2 separate regions of the Homo sapiens genome follow, and region 1 is linked to region 2. Evidence: chromatin contacts called from ENCODE Hi-C or POLR2A ChIA-PET data. All regions are on one chromosome and are shown on one strand. Each heading gives the region's core, a stretch centred on a gene start or an enhancer-like site at or near the end of the contact. The rest is flanking DNA. Distances are from core to core; before and after follow the strand shown. Region 1 overlaps JAML (junction adhesion molecule like). Region 2 holds the start of ATP5MG (ATP synthase membrane subunit g).

Region 1 (6,215 bases), core at 1,944-4,443, 210 kb before region 2:
TGGAGTCAAAGGAGATCATTTTTGAAGCTCTAAATTTTGACTGCCTTGCTGGATTTCAGACTTGCATGGGCCCTGTAACCACTTTGTTTTGGCCAATTTCTCCCATTTGGAATGGCTGTATTTACCCAATACCTTTTACCCCCATTGTATGTTGGAAGTAACCAGCTTGCTTTTGATTTCACAGGCTCATAGGTGGAAGGGACTTGCCTTATTTCAGATGAGACTTTGGACTGTAGACTTTGGGTTAATGCTGAAATGAGTTAAGACTTTTGGGGGCTGTTGGGAAGGCATGATTTGTTTTGAAATGTGAGGACATGAGATTTGGAAGGGCCAGAGGTGGAATGATATGGTTTGGTTCTGTGTACCCACCCAAATATCATCTTAAAGTATTATTATTATTATTATTTTGAGATGGAGTCTCGCTCTGTTGCCCAGTGTGGAGTGCAGTGGTGCAATCTCAGCTCACTGCAAGCTCTGCCTTCCGGGTTCATGCCATTCTCCTGCCTCACCCTCCCGAGTAGCTGGGACTACAGGCGCCCGCCACCATGCCCGGCTAATTTTTTGTATTTTTTTTAGTAGAGATGGGGTTTCACCATAGTCTCGATCTCCTGACCTTGTGATCTGCCTGCCTTGGCCTCCCAAAGTGCTGGGATTACAGGCGAGAGCCACCGCACCCAGCCCATCTTAAATTATACTCCCATAATTCCCACATATTGTGGGAGGGGCCTAGTGGGAGATAATTTGAATCATTGAGGTGGTTTCCCCCATACTGTTCTCATGGTAGTGAATAAGTCTCATGAGATTTGATGGTTTTATCAGGGGTTTCTACTTTTGCATCTTCCTCATTTTCTCTTGCCACCGCCGTATAAGAAGTGCCTTTCACTTCCCGCCATGATTCTGAGACCTCTGCAGCCATGTGGAACTGTAAGTCCAATTAAACCTCTTTTTCTTCCCAGTCTCGGGTATGTCTTTATCAGGAGCATGAAAACAAACTAAATACAGGCAGTATGGTCATTTTCACAATATTGATTCTACCCATGCGTGAGCATGGGATGTGTTTCCATTTGTGCTGTCTATGATTCCTTTCAGCAGTATTTTGTAGTTTTCATTGTAGAGGTCTTTCACCTCCTTGGTTAAGTATATTCCTAAGTATTTTAATTTTTTTTGCAGCTATTATAAAAGAGATTAAGTTATTGATTTGATTCTCAGCTTGGTTGCTATTGGTGTACAGCAAAGCTACTGATTTGTATACATTAATTATGTATCCTGAAACTTTGCTGAATTCATTTACCAGTTCTAGGAGCTTTTTGGATGAGTCTTTAGGGTTTTCAAGGTTTATGATTATGTCATCAGCAAACAGAGACAGTTTGACTTCCTCATTACCAATTTGGATGCCCCCCGCCAAAGGATTTTTAAGACTAACCTTATCAAATCTTACAATAGCAACTAAAAGTATAGGAACCGCACATTTCAGACCAAGAATTAAATCAGTGGCTGTCCACTGTGGCAACCCATGAGTATCAGGAAAGACAAATGCCTAAACTTCACCCAGAAATTTCAAATTAGGAGGCATGTGGTGAGGCCCCGCAAGGAGCCACCAGCAGGAATGAAGAACCACTGAGTTAAATCCCAAAACTGTATTCATACCCTACTTCCAACCCATTCACCCCAAACCTTTCCCAGGACCAAAACCAGCCTCTAGTGTGTTAGCACGGTTTGGCTTTCCTCCAGGAACTTCAGTTTTTCCAAAAGTTTCTAACTGTAAATTCCTCACCAGGACTTTACTTGCCCCCTCAACCGAGGCATAAAAATAGGACGATTTCCACAAACAACACTTATTTAGAAATAATGTGCCAGAGGAATGATTTGGGTTGGTTTTTATCTCTGATTCTTCCCAGTAACTCATCCACTAAGAACCCTGCCCACAGGAGGGTCTGATCCAACGGGGGGTTTGAGGCCACTCAGCTCAGCCTGGTTCCCAGGGCCAGTGTCCCACTCCAGAGGCCAAGTCCATGCTCCCCTCCCCTCAGCAGGCCTGTTCCTCCAGAGCTGTCCAGTCTCTCTGCCAGGCTCCAAATTCTCCATCTTCAGTGTATTGACCAAACAATGAGACAGGAGGACAGCTGGGAGAGCGGGAGTCTGAAATCACTGGTAGAGTGGCCCAGGACACACACAGGAGAGAGTCTCCACCGCTGCTGAGATGAAGGGACTCTCCATTCTTCTCAAAAGGCTTGCTGTGTTTTTGGCATTCCCCCACCTGACTTTTTTTCAAGTGAGTTGTTCCGATCTGACCTCAGAGAAGGCCAAACTGGGTGCTGTGGGGGAAGGGCAGAAAGAAACAAAACATGCTTGTAAGAAGTAGTTCCATAATCATAGCAGCTGCTGTTCATTGAGCTCTTCTCATGAGCCCGGCCCAGTACTGAATTTCATATGCATTATCTCATGTGATCCTTACCACCAGGAGGTAGGTATTATTATTGCCTTTCTAAGGATAAGGAAACTGAGGCTCAGACAGGCCAAGTTACTGCCCAAGACCATCTGGCTGCAACACAGAGTTAGAATTTGGACCCAGGTCTGTCTAACTCCACAGCTTGTGATCTTAACCTCTGTGTGTACAGCCTCAGAAAGGGAAAACAGCAAGGTGCCACTACATTTACATGAATTTCATCAATTCAACAACAAAAAACAAAGGCTCTTTGTTACCCCTGCTCCCTATCAGAGAACACCTTTATAAATGCAGTCTCAAACAAGTGGCCTGCAGTCCCAAATTCACCAACAGCCTTATTTAACTTGGCACATCATATTTTAAAATAACTTGACTGGCCCCTGCCAGCCTTTGAGTTTGCAGCCCAGGCCTCTTCTCTTACTCTATTGGATCTAGATCAAGAGGACAGGAATGGTGTTTTCAACAGAATCAAAACCATAATCGCCTAGCATTAAACCTGGGGAAGTTAGCTGTGAAGACAATTGTTCCTCCTGCATCATCTCCACCTCGGAGACGTTCTGCAAACAGTGCCACCCTGGCTGGTGACCCACTCAGCAGTAGCCACAAGGCAGCTGTATCAGCAGGTCTCCAGGAGCCAGGATGAGGCCTCGCAAGTTACTGCAGCATCACATAACAGTATGGGAGAAAGATACAGAGGGAAAATGATTCCATTCAGCTGCAACTTCAGGGTGGAGTTAATGTTTCACTCGGTGGATCCAGGCCAGGCCTCTGATCTCACACTTCCCTGGCAGACCTCTCTCTGCTGCAATCAGCTGGGAGTCATGTGTCCTCAGGGCTGGTACGATAGGAACAAACAAAGCCCATCATTCCACAAGCAGAGGAGGCCAGCCTTCCCAAACCCACAGAACACTGCTCCTTAATAGGCTGGGTGCCTATAATTAGTCTACAAATAGCACCGTGCTCATCGCCAGCTCACTCCTTTTGTCCCTACCCCCACTCACTGCACGCCCCGAGGTGCCTTTTCCAGGCACTGCAGTTCTCTAAGGGGCTACAGAAGTCTAAGCAAAGGGAAATTAGGAATCAGACTCCAAAATATTGTATGAGATCCAGCATGCAGCCTGCCTGGCAGTTAGGTTATGAGAAGGTATAATAAGTCACAAAGTTAAGAAACAAAATCTAAGCATTGGAAGGAACCCTACTTTGACCTTTTGATAGCAAGGAAAACGACTCACAGCAACACAATACTTGCCCAAGGATCTTATCCTATTTATCCTATTTTCTTTGTTGTTGTTGTTGTTTTGAGACAGGAGTCTCGCTCTGTTTCCCAGGCTGGAGTGCAGTGGCGCGATCTTAGCTCACTGCAACCTCCACCTCCCAGGTTCAAGCAATTCTCCTGCCTCAGCCTCCCAAGTAGCTGGGATTACAGGTGCCCGCCACCATGCCTGGCTAATTTTTTTGTATTTTTAGTAAGACAGTGTTTCACCATGTTGGCCAGGCTGGTCTCAAACTCCTGACCTCAAGTGATCCACCTGCCTCAGCCTCCCAAAGTGCTAGGTTTACAGGTGTGAGCCACCATGCTCGGCCTTTTTTTTTTTTTTTGAAACAGAGTCTTACTCTGTCTCCCAGGCTGGAGTGTAGTGGTGGATCTCGGCTCATGTAACCAACGCCTTCCAGGTCCAAGCAATTCTCGTGCCTCAGCCTCCCAAGTAGCTGGGATTATAGGCACGCATCTCCACACCTGGCCAATTTTTGTATTTTTAGTAGAGAGGGAGTTTTGCCACATTGGCCAGGCTGGTCTTGAACTCCTGGCCTCAAGCAATCCGCCCACCTCGGCCTCCCAAAGTGCTGGGATTTCAGGCATGAGCCACCACACCCGGCCGTGTTTTCTTTATTAGATTGAACTGATGAGGCAAAAGACGTCCTCCCTGCCCTCAGTAAAAGCCACTCTTCACTTCTTTTCACCACTAATATAAATAATCTCTGGTGATAACCTTTAATCCTTGAGCTTGGGTAAGAAAGTTTGATATCACTCTTCTATCCAGCAGAACTTCAGTTTCTCAGACTTTTCTGCTACTTAGAAAAATCACCGCCCTCAGCAGCCTCCCTTGGGCAACCCAGCCACGCCCACCACCACCACCACCTGAGCCTCTGACACCTGGCTCAGCTGAGGCCAGAATCATTCTCACCATGGTCATGTAGGTGGCCTCTGATTTTTCACTTGGTTCTTCTTCCTCGATCACCTCCCGTACAATTATTGGGGAGTAAATGTGTTTCTAGAGGGGGAAAATGGTACAAAAATTCCTAAAAATTAGATGAATCTTATACACCAGAGAAAAGGCCACCCACTCCTATTTGCTAGGCATCGACCACCCAAACTGCTGGTTCAGAGGGTTACTGAGACCTAGAGAATTCTCAACAATGATAATTCAGTCTTCAGTCTTCTTGAAAATTAACTGTCAAAGAACACAGTCTTAAGAACCAAACTCTTTGCTTCAAAAGCCAAACATCTTTGTTTAGATGGATGTTTAGGTAGCAGCAGGGGTTCCTTATCTTGCTAAATTCCTTGTATTCTGGGGTTATTTCCTTCTAATTACAGTAAAGGCAGAATGGCATTAATCAGCAGTGAATTGTCATCATCTCCCTCAGAGGATTTATGTGGCAGGGCCAGCCCTCATTGAACCTCACAACTGTGAGGTTCATGGTCCTGTCACTCGTTGGTAAAGCAGTATCATCCAGTGGCCCATTCTTGGACCACTGCACTCTACTGGGAAAAAATCCTACTCTTGGGACAAAAACAGCCCAAAATAGAGAAAGGTAACTATTCAAAGAGTTTTTTTAAAATTAAAGAAAGAAAAGAAAGAATAGGAGTTAAAGAAAACCAATCAATTTCTCAGTCTCTAGAAGCAATTATTTATAACTCCATTACAAAATCAATATGGAGAGAAAAGTCCTTCTTAATCCTTTCTTGCTAAGATCTTAGACTATTTCATTTTAAGCATTAGAACTCCTTAACTCCTGGATGTATTATAATTCTCCATTAGACTTTAGACAAATAGCACCTCCTAGATTACAAAGCATTTGCATATCATCATCTTATGTGAACCTTACAACAACCCTGTCAAGCAGGCTGGGCAACTATAGTATCTTTATCTTTATCCTCATTTTGCTGATGAGACTCAGGGAGGTGGCAGATCTTACTGACTCCAAGCGCAGTGCTCTTTCCTCAGCCCAATACCAGGATCTGCTGCCTGGGGCTGTCCCAGCCGACCCCATGCACTGTACTCCGCAGAGGCTCTTACTTTAGTGACAAAGGCTTCCTGAGTCCCTGCTCTGTGCCAAGCACTGGCCTGCAAGCTGCGACATACAATGGGTAAGATATGGTTCCCGGGGGTATGAGAACGGCCCAGGCCTGCATCTACTTAGTGTTTTAGGCTGAAGCGTGTGTTCACCTCCCCTTCACATCTTTCAAAATGGCAGGGTTTTTCTTTTATCTCTGGATTAGTCTTCTTCGTGTTCTTCACCAAGACTGTAGAATTCACTGAACTGCAAGACATGAAAAGCATGTGGAATTAACCAGCGGGCATGGTTTATTCAAGGGTCCCTACATGAGATCCCCTCTTGGCTTCGTGAAGAGAGAGACACCAGAGAAGGAACTATTCTCTCTGGACTCCTACAGCCAGGGCTACCCGGCTCACCTGGAAACCTGAGAAGCGCATCTCTTCTAATGAAGAACAAGAAGCCGTTCTGGAGATAATTTAGGCTGAAAAGC
Region 2 (6,069 bases), core at 888-3,387:
CAGGTCTTTGTAATCATTTGCTGTTATCTTCCCCTTTCTTGCTCCTTGTTTCCATACCCCTGCCATGCAAGATGTCAGCCTAGATTAACTCAGCCATTCCCCTCTGCTGTAATATCCAAACTGCAGACCATTGTTGGAGGAAAAACACAATTTTTAGAATGGTACAACCACAAACTTATCTCTAACGTTGCCCAACAACCCTTCTGTGTGTCCTTCAGCTATTCCAAACTTTGGCCTCCTTCCTCAAATTCCTTCTCATACCCCCCTCCCATTGACCCCTCACAGTCCGATGACTTTGCCTTCATTTTGCTGGGAAGATAAAGACTTCAGAGACTTTGAAGACTTTCAGACCTCTCTCCCATAATCACATCTGTGGAAAAGGCCCCATAGATCCCTGGCTAGTTCTCTTTTCCTGCCTCATCAGGGCTCTTGTCAATATCCCTTTTTATCAGGCAGGATGGCCTGTGCCTGTAATCCCAGAGCTAAGCAAGAGGCTGAAGTGGGATGATCTCTTGAGGCCAGGAGTTTCAGGCCAGCCTGGGCAATGTGGCAAGACCCCATCTCTAAATAAATAAATGACTGCCTCTTCTCTGTCTTCAATTTCTCCCCTGAGTTCCACATCCCCCTTTGGTTTTCTGACTTGTAATCCTTTACAGCCATATTTCTTCACCATTCACCCTGGATTCTATCCTAATTTTTTGAAAAGGCGCTAGTTAGTTAAAGATTGCCATATTGCTAAATTAACTTTCCCATCCTTAATTTGACTTTTCTGCAGTATCTAGGGCAGCAGAATCACTCCTTCATTGAAAAGTTCTTAGTTCCTTGATTACACTTCTAATTTTTCTTTCCATCTCTCTAACCATTCCAAAAATCGGAGATTTACTTCTGCTCAGACTTCCCCAGGTTACATTACTTATAGTTCTGTTCCTCTCATCAAATGCCACTTCCCTACATACATCTTTTCCTCCTCATATTAAACTATGAAGTTTCAGCCCTCTGTAGTATACAGCTGTTCTCTTACACATCGGCTCAAGGATCTTTTCTAGGAAGTATGCTGAAATCAGCACCATGCCTAATCTGATGGAATGCCCCCTCTCTGAGTATACATTGCAACTTCAGATCTCAACTCTGCCACTTCCAAACTGTGTGGCCATTTTTCAAGCCCAGTCTCAATGGGGACAATGCCTTACAGGCTTTCTTTAAATTCCAAAATGCCTGGCATAGTGTGGGCGTTCAATACAGGTGATTTTTTCCTCACATCTGCACAGCTCCTTGTGGTTAACTAGGGAATTAGGGGAAATGGATTCCAATCGTGATACAGCACTTTGGGGAGATTGGGATTACAAAAAATCAACTTTAAAAGGGCTATGGGGCCAGGCGCGGTGATTCACGCCTGTAATCCCAGCACCAAGGCGGGTGGATCACTTGAAGCTAGGAGTTCGAGACCAGCCTGGCCAACATGGTGAAACACCGTCTCTACTAAAAGTACAAAAATTAGCCAGGCGTGGTGGCGGGCGCCTGTAGTCCCATCTACTAGGGAGACTGAGGCACAACAATCGCTGGAACCCGGGGGACAGAGGTTGCAGTGAGCCGAAGTCGTGCCACTGCACTTCAGCCTGGGCGACAGAGCGAGACTGTCTCAAATAAAAAGGGCTATGGGTTGAGCCTGGTGACAGCCTGTGTGGTGATTGCTCGGCCCCTAACTTTATATGTTTGGCCTTGGACCCTCTCTACCTCTGTACAACGATCGTGTTGGACTAGAAGAATCTCAGCGAATCCTTCTCCAGTACTGACTTCAAAGGTTCTCAGAATCGCGGCGAAAGCACCCTACGCAAAATAGCGGAGGTCGGCGCCAAGAAAAGCACTGCAGGTTCAGGGCGCATGCGCATTTCCGCTCCTTGCCGGTTTTCCGGACCTCTACGAGTGGCTGCCCCACAAAATGCCTGCTTCTCTGCGGAATCCTACTGTTCTTCACATGCTCTCTAATACCATCTTTTCATATCCACTTTCTCTTCCATGTTGAAAAATTAAATTGACAGGCTGGATTCTGCAAAGATCTTTGGACATTTAAGTATCTTCGACCGGCGCGAAAAGAGGCGGCCTGACCTTGGAAGTGGGACGGGGTCCTGCAGCGGGTCCTTCCGGCGGGTGACATTCAGCCGGCGGTTCGGGGCGACGGACTCTCCATTCCAGAACCATGGCCCAATTTGTCCGTAACCTTGTGGAGAAGACCCCGGCGCTGGTGAACGGTGAGCGCGATGTGAGACCGCCGAGGCGGGCACACGGGCGGCAGGGAGGCCTGCGATGGCCTGAGAGGAAGAAGCGGGCTGCGAAGACCCGAGGGGCCTGCGGGTGCCGGGGCGGGATGGCCTGCAGGTGGAGGGAGCAGGAAGCAGGTTGGCGACTCTTTTCTAGCCTTCCACTCGTCTGACCTGCAGATTGGGTTCTCTACACAACCTAGAAGTTCCTGAATTCTAACCACGACTGGGAAGAGAGGTAGTGTGAAGGAAGCCCGGCGTTGCCCGGCAGCTGCAACCATTACGCCCCCTGAGATCGCTAAGAGCAGGGATCTAGAGGGGATGGTTCTGTTAGGAGAGCTAAGAAAAGGAAGGGCAGAAACGTGAAAGTAAATCAATTCGGCCTCATTACATGTGGTGTTGTTCTCAGTGGAGTATTTGGAAGTCAACAGAAATGTTTAAGGATGGGTGAGCTTTTTTGAACGTTGACTTTGCTTTCTGTCCTAGACGGATTCTAAGATACTTCCGCTTTAATCCGAGGGAAATTTTAGGTGGAAATGGACTTCATGGATGAGTATCCATGCCCCGAGAAGCATAGGACGGGATCCGTATAAACAATAATCTTTGTTACGAAGCTTAGCATTCGTGGAATTTTTTCAGCTTGAAGAGCCTCACTGGTAGACCGCTGTATTTCACAACAACCCTGAATAATCACAGCCTCTGAGTACTAGTTTATTTGGCCAGTAAATATTTCAGTTGTCTTCTCAGTGGCAAGCTATTCATTTTATTCCTGAAGTGAGATAAGCTAAATTGACGTAAGTTTTTCCTAGATGTGCTGTATTCCAGTAAGTGACTGAAGGTCGGATCTCTTAACTTTTGCCTACGTTTATGAAATGTGAATAGAAAGCAGAACTTCAAAAAAAATGTAATACTTTCTAGCCTATTTTGCTGTGTTTGAGTTTGGTTTGGGTATTTTCTTTTTCTTTCTTTCTTTTTTTTTTTTTTTTTTCCTAGAAGACAGGGACTCACTCTGTCGCCCAGGCTGGAGTGCAGTGCAGATCACAGCTCACTGCAGCCTCCACCTCCTAGGCTCAAGCGATCCTCCCACCTCAGCCTCCTGAGTAGCTGGGATCACAGGCACGCACCACCACACCCAGCTAATTTTTGTATGTTTTAAGAGACGGGATTTCACCATGTTGCCCAGGCTAGTCTCTTAACTCCTGGGCTCAAGGGATCCTCCCGCCTCGGTCTCCTAAAGTGCCAGAGTTACAGGTGTGAGCCACAGCGCCAGCCGGGTAATTTATCCATTCTCTCCTCCCTTCCCTCCATCACCAGCCAAACTATGAGTTATTGAAGGCTGTCCTGCAGAACCTCACAGCCTACTAGTGAAACATTTTACACATTTTCCCAAATAATTTCATAAGCTTGCAAGAAAATCTTTTACTTTACTAAGATTGTTAAGATACCTGTCATAGAGCTCTACAATTTTATATAAATCAAAAGAGATGGCCCTGCGGCGGTAGCTTACGCCTGTAATCTCAGCACTTTGGGAGGCCAAGGCGGGCAGATCACTTGAGGGCAGGAGTTCGAGACCAGCCTGGCCAACATAGTGAAACCCCATCTCTACAAAAAATACAAAAATTAGGCAGGCTTGGTGGTGCATGTCTGTAATCGCAGCTACTTGGGAGGCTGAGGCAGGAGAATCGCTTGAACCCCGGAGGCGGAGGTTGCAGTGAGTCAGGATTGCACCACTGCATTCCAGCCTGGGCGACGAAGCGAGGCTAGGTCTCAAAAAAAAAAAATAATAATGCTGGACACTGTGGCTCACGCCTGTAATCCCAGCACTTTGGGAGGCCAAGGCAGGTGGATTACCTGAGGTCAGGAGTTAGACACCAGCCTCACTAATATGGTGAAACCTCGTCTCTACTAAAACAGAAATTAGCCGGGCATGGTGGCAGGCGCCTATAATCCCAGCTACTCGGGAAGCTGAGGCAGGAAAATCTCTTTAACCCAGGAGGCGGAGGTTGCAGTGAGCCAAGATTGCGCCACTGCACTCCAGCCTGGCGACAGAGCGAGACTCCGTCTAAAAAAAAAAAAAAAAAAAACTAAAGAGAAAAAAGGATTAGAGGCTTCACTCTGGACTTTGTGGGTGATTTAAGGCACAATTCTTAATATTTCAAGTGGATTTTTTTTCTGGTGTGGCTTTCACATTTTTTAGGTGGCGCATATTAAGGAATTGCAAACTAATTTTTGTGATCTAAAAAGAAAAGTAACACCAAGGTAATTTTTTTGTTATGAAATATATAATATGAACCCTTCCCTCCGTTGTAAATAATTGAAAGATAACTTGTTATTCTTCCAAAAGTACTTAGAAAGGAGGACTCAACTGGGCTGGAATGTTAACGTGGAAATACATTTTGCTTTATAACATACATAGGCTAGTGTATTAAATGTGAATGTTAAATATTTAATAAAAATTACTGACTATATCTGTTAATTCCCCTGGGGGTCAAAAAAGCTTATGGAAATAAGTAAATTTATCATCAGGTTTGCCTAGGAAGATCATAGAATCTGATTTTTTTTTCCCTTAACTGTAGACTTTATTTGTATTTCAATAGTTTTTCCAATAATCTTTCAGTTCCGGGATCCAATCCAGTGTACCACATTGCATTTAGTTTCTATGTCTTCCCAATCTCCTCTGGTCTGGGACAGTTTCCCAGTCTTCCCTCATCTTTCCTGACCTTGACAGTTTTAAGGTATCTAGGTATCTTGTCTGTCTAGGTATCTGTCTTGTCAAAGTATCTGTCTAGGTATCCTGAAGAATTTCCTCAATCTGGATTTGTCTGGTGTTTTTCTCATGCTTAGTTTGGCACTATGGATTTTGAGGAAATACCACAGTGAAGAGATGCCCTAATCACATGTCAGGAGGTATATGATATTCCTGTGACATCTCTGGTGATACAAGCTTTCATCACTTGGTTATAGGTTCCTCTACTGTAAAGTTACTGTTTTTCTCTCCGTGTTCTATTCTATAGAAGCAAATAACTAAGCCTATCCCATAAAGGCAAGGTGTGATTACAGTGGGGGGATTCCATCCCCTGTAGGAGGGAATATCTACATAAATAGAATTTTTCTGTGAGAAAGATTTGTCTCTTCTCCATTTATTTATCCAGTCACTTATTGTATGGACTTGTACATTGATTTCATACTTTCTGTATCAAATACTGTATTATTGCTCAAATTATTTCAGCCTTGGCTATTTGGGAGCTCTTTCAGGTTAGCACCTCTGTCCCTTTGACATACCGCCTCCCTTTCTGATACTACAAGATGCTTCAGATTTATATTGTATTTTCCCTGTCCCAGCCCTAGAATCAGCCATTTCTCCAAGGAACCTTAGTTCCTTTTATTGGACAATAGAATTGAGAAACTAAGGTCTGGGTGCTGTTTATGTTCCTTGCTACCAGAATATCACTACTTCTAGGTCCTCTCATTTGACAGGAATATAGATATGTATCAGTATAGATGTGTGTATGTGTATATACATGCATACTAAGCCATGTATATACATGCATATATGTATATATAATTATTTCTGTGTCTGTCAGTCTGTGTATATATTAAGCTAAACCTGAGTCCAACTCTAACCCAGTACTGTGGGATTTATTCTTGCTGCTTTTCTTGTTTACCTGTAACATCACTCAACCTCCACTGAGAAATCTAGCTCCCATTATCTACCATTCATTATGTTTTATCTCTTGTATACATGTAAAGCAGTTTCAAACTCTAACCTGTATCCCCTAAGAAACAAATTTACCACCTAAAATATTGTTTA

The links. A loop is a pair of places that touch in the nucleus more often than their neighbours do. ChIA-PET counts read pairs that join two places held with the same protein, here RNA polymerase II (POLR2A). Pooled maps may share reads with other maps.
Region 1: a map of gastrocnemius medialis shows a loop between it and region 2 (16-fold over the local background). The contact joins the enhancer-like site here to the promoter of ATP5MG in region 2. A Hi-C loop is called at or near these places in 3 of 168 maps with a recorded cell type or tissue (gastrocnemius medialis, mammary epithelial cell and naive thymus-derived CD4-positive, alpha-beta T cell) and 15 of 50 pooled maps. POLR2A ChIA-PET finds 5 or more read pairs at or near these places in 7 of 52 experiments (GM12878, HepG2, OCI-LY7 and 4 more).

The regions. Positions count from the first base shown.
Region 1 is chr11:118,192,103-118,198,317 of GRCh38, forward strand. JAML (junction adhesion molecule like) reads right to left here. Exons shown (of 10, transcript NM_001098526.2): 8 at 5,896-5,989; 9 at 4,633-4,719; 10 at 1,623-2,315. The coding sequence ends at 2,223. Among named protein-coding and RNA genes, the nearest start is that of SCN2B, 19 kb to the left of the region's middle. RefSeq lists an enhancer at 2,162-2,351. Within about 2 kb of position 3,194, at least 14 of the 41 ENCODE cell types and tissues checked have a DNase peak (open chromatin) inside an H3K27ac peak, as active enhancers do; they include gastrocnemius medialis, where a contact is called at or near this core.
Region 2 is chr11:118,399,469-118,405,537 of GRCh38, forward strand. ATP5MG (ATP synthase membrane subunit g) reads left to right here and starts at 2,138. Exons shown (of 3, transcript NM_006476.5): 1 at 2,138-2,249. The coding sequence starts at 2,198. All of the region lies in intron 3 of LOC100131626 (a long non-coding RNA gene), which reads right to left. RefSeq lists enhancers at 1,799-1,878, 1,999-2,862, 3,321-3,911.